2 separate regions of the Homo sapiens genome follow, and region 2 is linked to region 1. The links are chromatin contacts, found by Hi-C in ENCODE. All regions are on one chromosome and are shown on one strand. Each heading gives the region's core, a stretch centred on a gene start or an enhancer-like site at or near the end of the contact. The rest is flanking DNA. Distances are from core to core; before and after follow the strand shown.

What was found. Hi-C counts contacts between places; a loop is a spot of excess contacts on that map. Pooled maps may share reads with other maps.
Region 2: a map of B cell shows a loop between it and region 1 (19-fold over the local background). The contact joins the promoter of UBL3 here to the promoter of CDK8 in region 1. A Hi-C loop is called at or near these places in 4 of 168 maps with a recorded cell type or tissue (B cell, CD8-positive, alpha-beta T cell and naive thymus-derived CD4-positive, alpha-beta T cell) and 10 of 50 pooled maps.

Annotation. Positions count from the first base shown.
Region 1 is chr13:26,252,456-26,256,336 of GRCh38, forward strand. CDK8 (cyclin dependent kinase 8) reads left to right here and starts at 1,674. Exons shown (of 13, transcript NM_001260.3): 1 at 1,674-2,314. The coding sequence starts at 2,187. RefSeq lists a silencer at 1,679-2,278.
Region 2 is chr13:29,848,746-29,852,634 of GRCh38, forward strand. It overlaps UBL3 (ubiquitin like 3), which reads right to left and starts at 1,872. Exons shown (of 5, transcript NM_007106.4): 1 at 767-1,872. The coding sequence starts at 793. RefSeq lists enhancers at 438-507, 978-1,047, 1,718-1,787 and silencers at 1,348-1,647, 1,918-2,027.

The sequences.
Region 1 (3,881 bases), core at 424-2,923:
GTTTGATTTCTCAAGATCCATGAGTAAATATGTGCACAAAAGACACATCCCTCAAAAAATACAAAATACATTGTCTAAGGAAGAATCTTTTAAATCCATATTCAGAAAATGATGTAATTCTTTAAGGATGCAAATGAGCAGTTCTGCTAGAGAGTTACCCAATTTTCATCACTGAATGGAAACAAATAATATGCCATTAATGAAAGCCTACATTTGTTTTGTGCTTTGCACTTTGCAAAGAAAAAATTCTAGGCTCCAAGAACACATTAGTAAATGACAATGCAGGATTCAAACCCAGTATAGTAAAATACTCAATACTTATATAGTATGCTAGGTAAAAACAATTTAATTTTACACAGTGGTGAAGTCACTAATTTTCTCCAAGGAAAATTATATAAGAGAAAGCCCTTTGGAGGCTTTTTCACAAGATGATATCATCATCATCATCATTGGTATATGGATCTTTTTGAGATAAACATGTTTATTCATTCATTAATTTAACAAGTGTTTACTGTGCATCATTATCAAGGCATGACACTAGGTTTTACAGAAGATGCAAATATGACTTCCTATAACAACTTAGGATCTAGCAAGGTAGAGGAAATAAAAGATGAAAGGAATTTGATAAATATCACAGGAAAGGTGGGAAAAAAAGTGTTAAAAAGTTCACATTAAAACTGCAAAGTTCATATTCCCTTTGGGAAGTGGGGAGCTTTAGTGGAAATGGTAACAATTGGAAAACCAAAAATTAAAAATAGACAAGGGGGGTAAGATAAAATGATAGATTAGTATCAAGATACCAGGACTCCTGAAGCAGGACATATTGCTACCTTAAGATTATTAACAAACTAGTTCCCATGGATTTAGATCCTTTCTGTAATCATAGCTAGAAACTGGTGTTCTTATAGGTAGTATCGCAGAAGGCTGTACTGTACTCAATACTTCCTGTATATGGATAGGAAAGGTTTGGATGGTCATCTGTCACAAGAGTAACAATGTTTAGGAGTAGCTTGGACACTGGTCATTGATTCACTTTTATTGGTGCTTGTAATGTCAGTATGTTGACATCATTGTGCAGCCCTTATCAGATTGTGAACACCAAGAGTACCCCAACTGCTGGCCCGCGAGCTGTTTACAAATATCATACCGGCTTTTATCGATGATAGTGGCCTTTAAAATCTGGAGTTCAGAGTGGCACAAAATGTGTTTCTAATGCAAACGACTCTCCTTCCCACGTGCACCTCTTTGATCAAGTTTGTGGCTGAAATCAGACTCTAGTTAGATCGCTGTAAAAATAAAAATAAATTTTCCCCAAATGATTGAAACGAATTTCACCCTAGACTACGAGTCCCATCATGCAACGCTCCCATATTCCCACCGTGTGGGGCGGAGTCGTAGAAGGGGCGGCAGCGGCGGCGGCCTGTGCATTCTGGGTATTGTAGTCTGGGGCCCGGCCACCGCTGGGGCTGGTTCCACGTGGTGCATTTGGCGGCAGCTTTGGGCAGTGGCTCCCCTGCTCCCTCCACACGGTCCTCAGGGTGCCAGCGCCAGCAGGGGCGGCCAGCCACCGCGGGAGCGGGCTAGAGTGTGGCCCGGAGGCAGCCCGAGGCTTCGCGACGTTTTTGCGACAGCCGCGGCCGTGTTCCGCGAGTGCCCTCCCTCCTCCTCTCTTTGAGGAGGTACCGGCTGTTGTGCGGCTCTGCCCTTCTGTTTGAGTGTATGGGAGAGTGAGTGAGTGAGTGAGTGTGAGCGTGTGTGTGAGAGCGTGAGGCGTGAGTGCGCGTGTGAGAGGACGAGAGCCCGCCTGGCCGCCCCGCCGCTCCCGCCGCAGCAGGAGCAGAACGCGCGGCCGGAGAGAGCGGCGGAGCCGGCGCCCAGGGAGCCCGCGGGGACAAGGGCAGAGACACCGCTCCCCACCCCCAGCCCTCGTCCCTCGGCTCTCCTTCGCCGGGGGATCCTCCCCGTTCCTCCACCCCCGGCCGGCCTCTGCCCCGCCGTCCCCCTGGATGTCCCTGGCGCTTTCGCGGGGCCTCCTCCTGCTCTTGCCGCATCAGTCGGGCTGGTGCTGCGGCCGGCGGGCGTAGAGCGGGCGGGTTCCCGGGGGCTGCGGCTGCCCGTGCTTCCCCGGTCCCCACCCCTGCCCCCCGGCCCCCCGACCCAGCTCTCCGGCCTCAGAGGCTGTGACAATGGACTATGACTTTAAAGTGAAGCTGAGCAGCGAGCGGGAGCGGGTCGAGGACCTGTTTGAATACGAGGGCTGCAAAGTTGGCCGAGGCACTTATGGTCACGTCTACAAAGCCAAGAGGAAAGATGGGTGAGTGTGTGTGTCTGGGCCGGTGTCCGCGCTGGGCGGCGCTCCCGCAGGCCGAGGCAGGTAGCCCGGAGGGAGAGCGGGCCGCCGGGGTGCCGGGCTCTGACTTCCTCGACGCCGGCCTCTGGCTCCGCCAGCCAGGTTTGGGGAGGAAGTGGTGTACGAGGGATCCAAACCCACGAGAAATCCTGCGTGCCGCGTCTGTGTTCTGCTCTGGTGGTAAGAGGCAAGATGAGCCTCTGCACCGTGGGCTGTATACTTTTCAAGGATTTCAAAGCTGATTCATGAAAAAATTCGTTCTAAAACGCCGGGTTAAATGTTTTTTGTTTTTTTTTTTCCTTGGTCGATTTATTATGGTAACCTTCTGGGGATTTCCTCACCCGCCTCTGGAGTGTCATCCATCGGTCTAGAAGGAAGGCTGTGATCCTTTCCCCCACCAGTTTGTGATCGATTTTTTATCAAATTTGTATTTTATTTGAGGAAAGGAAGGCAGCGAGTGAATGTGGTTCTGGAGAGAGTTCCCCATAGTGATCATCTGCAACATAAATGTTGCAATTGCTATTTAGATATTATTAGCTGTGAATTTTTACATAGAACAATGGGGGTTTGGTGCAGGGTGGGTGGTGGGGAAGAAGGCAAGTGACATAGGGACTATCTCGTTCAGGCGGTTTCCCCCAAATTTAGCGGCTGGCAGTGAACTTTAAATAATCCCTTTGCTTTAAATATTCTTCCCTAGTAACAACTTAATTAAACCTATGACTGGTAATGCTTCCAATTTAGTTTCTTAACAGGCAAGTGAATTGTTCATTTTTTCTCTTTGTCAGTAGATGAATGTCTTGTAATATTGACAAAAGAGAAGGCAATTCTTAGTTGGGGGGAAAATATATTTTATTAACTCCATGTTTTCTTGTAAAATGGATGTTGTCTCTGTTGCCTTTGACAGAATAGAAAATTATTGAAAAGTCAAAGCTTATTATATAATCCTTGGATTTTATTAGAAACGAAGTAGCTTTACTTGAGCATCCCAGTTTAGTCACCTGCTGTATGATGTTTAATCACTTAAAATTTCCAATTAGGTAGGAGAGTATGTTCAGACTACATTAGCACGAAAAAAAAATTCATAAAGCTGAAGTTCCCTACTGTGGGGTAGGGGGGCGCATATTTACAAATACTTTAGTATTCTGGATGTTGGAAAGGAAAGTGTATATTTATTGGACATTTTTCTTAGATTTACTGAAATGTCTTTCTAAAAGTATTTACAATGGACTCTACGAGGAAGATAGGAGTTCTAATTAATTTAGAATGTGTATTTTAGTGCTTTTATGCAACAGTAAAGTGGAACAGATCGGCAGAAGGTAGGGATTTGGATTTGAAAACTTGATATTCTGGGCGCCGCACGTATTTAAAAGTACTTTTTAGCGGAATGGATAGTCTGGTGACACTGGAGAAATCAGCGTCTGGAGATATTGCTGACTCTGTTGTTGTCTAATTAGACTTATTGTTGAAGTTTTACTCTGTAATGACATATATTTTTAAAATTATGTTTGTTAACTCACCATACAATATTTCT
Region 2 (3,889 bases), core at 622-3,121, 3.6 Mb after region 1:
CCTTACCCTTTATAAACAAAACAAAGAAAGGCGTCAATAAACAACAGTACTTTTTGTTTCAAGTTCTCAACACTCAGTGATCGAGGCTCAATACTATGTTTCCTTAGCTTTATGTCTAATATGGAATCTACTATTAATAAATATCTGGCATTAAAAAGCCCTGGAATATTCATTGTAAGTACCAATACAGGGTCAGCCTACGTTTCTGAAAATCCCAAAATATCTTTATATTTCTGTTGCCATCCGTATTCAGACATTTCAAAAACCTCACAGCAAATTCTAACATACTTTTTCTTGAAGAGATGTGCATCCCTGTTCTTGAAAAATATCAAGTTCGTCCCTACTGCAATGACGATCTCGTCTGTGTCATAAAGCAAGATTCCCGTTTCCCTACCTATTCTCTCGTAGGGACACCCGTCCTCAGCTCTGCCCACTGTCCCTGACGTTTTCAGAAACGTTAAAATACTAGTGTTCGGAGGCTTCTAGCGAAGAGGGAGATGTTTTGTCCCCTCAAGCTACCATGATACATTTCCCTACTTCTCCACTATCTTCAATGCTTTAGAAAACACGACCAAATGAGAGAACCCATATTAAAAGCAGTACTTCCTAAAAGGGGGAAACCAGAAGCTCCAACTTCTCCAAATCGCTCAGCACAGTGGCTTTTCGACAGTCCCCAGCAAATCTTCGCCCCACGCCTGCCGTCTTTCCGATTAAATAAGATTGGAAACCACAATTAAATCAGTGTCATAACTTATCCGTCACTTACCATATCCGCCGGGACATTACTGGACATCTTGCCGTTTGATATACACCCAGATGTTTACGAAAAAAACAAACAAAGAAAAAAGAGCAGAAGTCTTCACGTTACAGAAATAAACCACGATTTTGACTGGTTCGTGATGTGCTTTCTCCCCCAAAAATAAAGTTATTTTGGAGCCAAAGTGCCGGTCAGGCCGAGGTTCTGGTTCGAAGAGGAACAATCCCCAGGAGCTGTGTGGCCGGAGCAGGAGGAAACTCCCGGGACAGCAGAGGCAGCCCCCGTCGTCGTCGTCGTCGTCAACAGCAGCAGCAGCCCCAGGACCGGCCGCGCCAGGTGGACCGAGCCGAGTGACACACGGACATGGAGAGGGGTGGGAGGGGGTTAAATGCGCCTTCCTCCTTTCCCAGCCCCGGCAATGATTCACACTTGCTCCCGAGTCAAGTCCTCATTAAGCAGGAGAAAAATGCCCCAGCGTGGATGTACACAGATAACTATGTAGCTACACATCGACGCGTGAGCCTTGAGTGGCGGCCGAGCGGTGGCCGGACGCTGGCCGCGGACCCTGCAGAGCCGCTGTCGGAGCGCCCGCGCGGACAGCGCGGGGAAACGGCTCAACTCGCGCCGCGGGGGCGAAGAGCCGGGCCGCGGAAACCCGCGCTCAAGGGCATTTAACTAGTTGGAAGCCAAAGCGAAAGACCGGAGCGGGGGACCGACAGCGCGGGGGTGCTCGGGGCCGGCCGGGACACTCCACAGCCCCTCTGGGCTCAGGCCGCGGGCGCCTCCGGACAGCAGCTGGGGTCGGGGCGCATCGTCTCCGGCTCCTCGCCACTCCTCTTCTGCCTCCGCCTTCCCCGCCGCCGCCTCCCCGGTCTCCGCCTTCCCTTCCCCTCCCCTCCCCGGCCTCGCGAGCTCCGGGCGACGCCGACTTCGGCTGGTCCCCGGAAGAGGCCGGGTCCTCCTTCTCCTCAGCCCGGGAATGGTTTCCTCTCAGAGCTTTGTTTCTCCTCCTCCTCCTTCACTTTTCAGTCCCACACGCCGCGGCCGCCTCCTGTCATCGCCTCTCAAACCAACATGGCGGCAGCGGCGGCGGCGGCGGCTGCCTGAGTGCGACTAAGGGAAACGGGGAGAGCACGGGCCCCCCCTCGCAGCAGCCGCCGCCCCCGTCCTCGTCCTCCCTCCGCGGACACCAAGTGCGTCACCACGGAGACCATTCCCTCGAGCATCACGGGAAGTGTAGTCTACGAGGGTGGGGGGGGGAGGGAGCCGCCGAACGCCTCCTCACCCAGCTCCGAAGCCACGCCCCCCATAGCAACAGTTGCGAGGAAAGGAAAGCTCCCTTTCCCTTGCTTTGGACAAGCTGCTGCCCAGGAGTTAAGTGATACCTGCTACCAGGAGTGCTGTGATCATGAGAATTGTTGGGAGAAAATAATTCTGCATAGAGAAATTCCCTTATGCACGATATGCACACAGAGCTAAAATATGCTGTACCTCCAAGCAGAATCATTCATTTTAATTACAGCACATTCTCCACATCCTGCAATCTCAATGCATTTTGTAGAGTGATTTCATCTAGGTCTCCTCAACATTACATTTTGAAGAACAAAAGCAATCATTGATTTCCAATAAGGTCACATAAGTTCAACAGGAACAAGGATCTCATTAAGCAGTGAGAATATTTGAACATGTGTTTCCTTGAAGACCCAGGGCAATAAAGCTACAATCTACTTAACTGAAATTACCAAAACTGTATTACATACAACAGTGTTATTATATCAAATCTGTATCAGGAAATAGCTACTACAAACTTCATGGGGATTCACCAGTTTACCCATCTGGACCCTAAATTCTATTCTATGTAACTCATAATGTAATTGAAAACCTATATGCCTTGCAGTGATTAGCAAATAGGAGAAAATAATGCCATTGTTGAGACACCATTCAGATGGACATTTGTGATTTCTGCATTTTGTTCCTAAATCTGAGGTCAACATCTGAATCCCTATTCATATCTCTTAGTCCTTTGACAGAGTACTTTAGAAAGGGCAGTCTCAATATGATGCCTATATATAAATGCCAATGAATTTAGAGTCTGAAAGCCACCTCTCCAACCTACAGCTGTGTGACCTCATCTGTAAAATGGTCTTGCCTACCTTCCGGGGTAAAGTAGGGGTAGTTATGAGGATGAGTTCATGCATGGGAAATAAATCACTTTGTAAATAATAATGCATCATTTGATATGAAATGTCACTACTCATTCTCTCATTCAGCAAACAAATGTGCCAGGCACTCTGCTAGGCACTAGGAGTTTAAAAATGAGTCACTGTAGCGAACAGCAGCATCATGTGGCAGAAATGCCAAGGTCTTGGGTTGGCAATGGGGGTTATTACATCCTTGTCTATAGGGCTGTTGAAAAGAGGCAGAATCCAGTCACTGTCCTCAGGGAGCTCATTGTCTAGAAGCCTACGTGATTCCCCACAGCAATCTCTCCAGTTGGGTTTCTCATCAGTTGGAAACCCACAGGACATTTAGAGTACCTGCCTCTTGAGTAGCCTGGGTGGAGAAATTCCAAACACTCCTAAGGGCCTATATCACCCTGAGGAAGATAGATCAAATTCTCCGAAAAACCAAAGGCCAGAAGAGAAGAGAGGCCCAAATCTCACTGTGATTAGGCTTCAGGACTTTGTCTAGATATTTCCAAGTCCATAGTTACGTGATTTTCCATGGCCTTTGTTACTTGGTTGCTCATTTGCAATGTTTAGCAACCACAGAGTCCCCCTACCCCTACACCAGCCCCCCAGGAAATAAGGGCAGGTGAAAATACTTCAATTGACCAATGAGCTCAGAAGGAATATTGGAGCACATTTTGAAAGCTCTAACTCACAGAGTTAGTCCCTCCACCATACCCTTGACTCCAACTTTTATCCAATGACCTCCCTGGCCATGGCACTGCCTGGCCATGGCACTGCCGGGCCTAAGTGCCACTGTAAGTAGAAAGGCAAGAGTTGCTGTTTGCTGCAGGTTACCACTGCCACCTTTACAAAAGGCAATGTCTTTCAAAAGTCGCTGTGTTTCCAATTACTCTTCTAAGAGGGGCTGAGACATTATTCTCAATAAAACTCATTATAACTC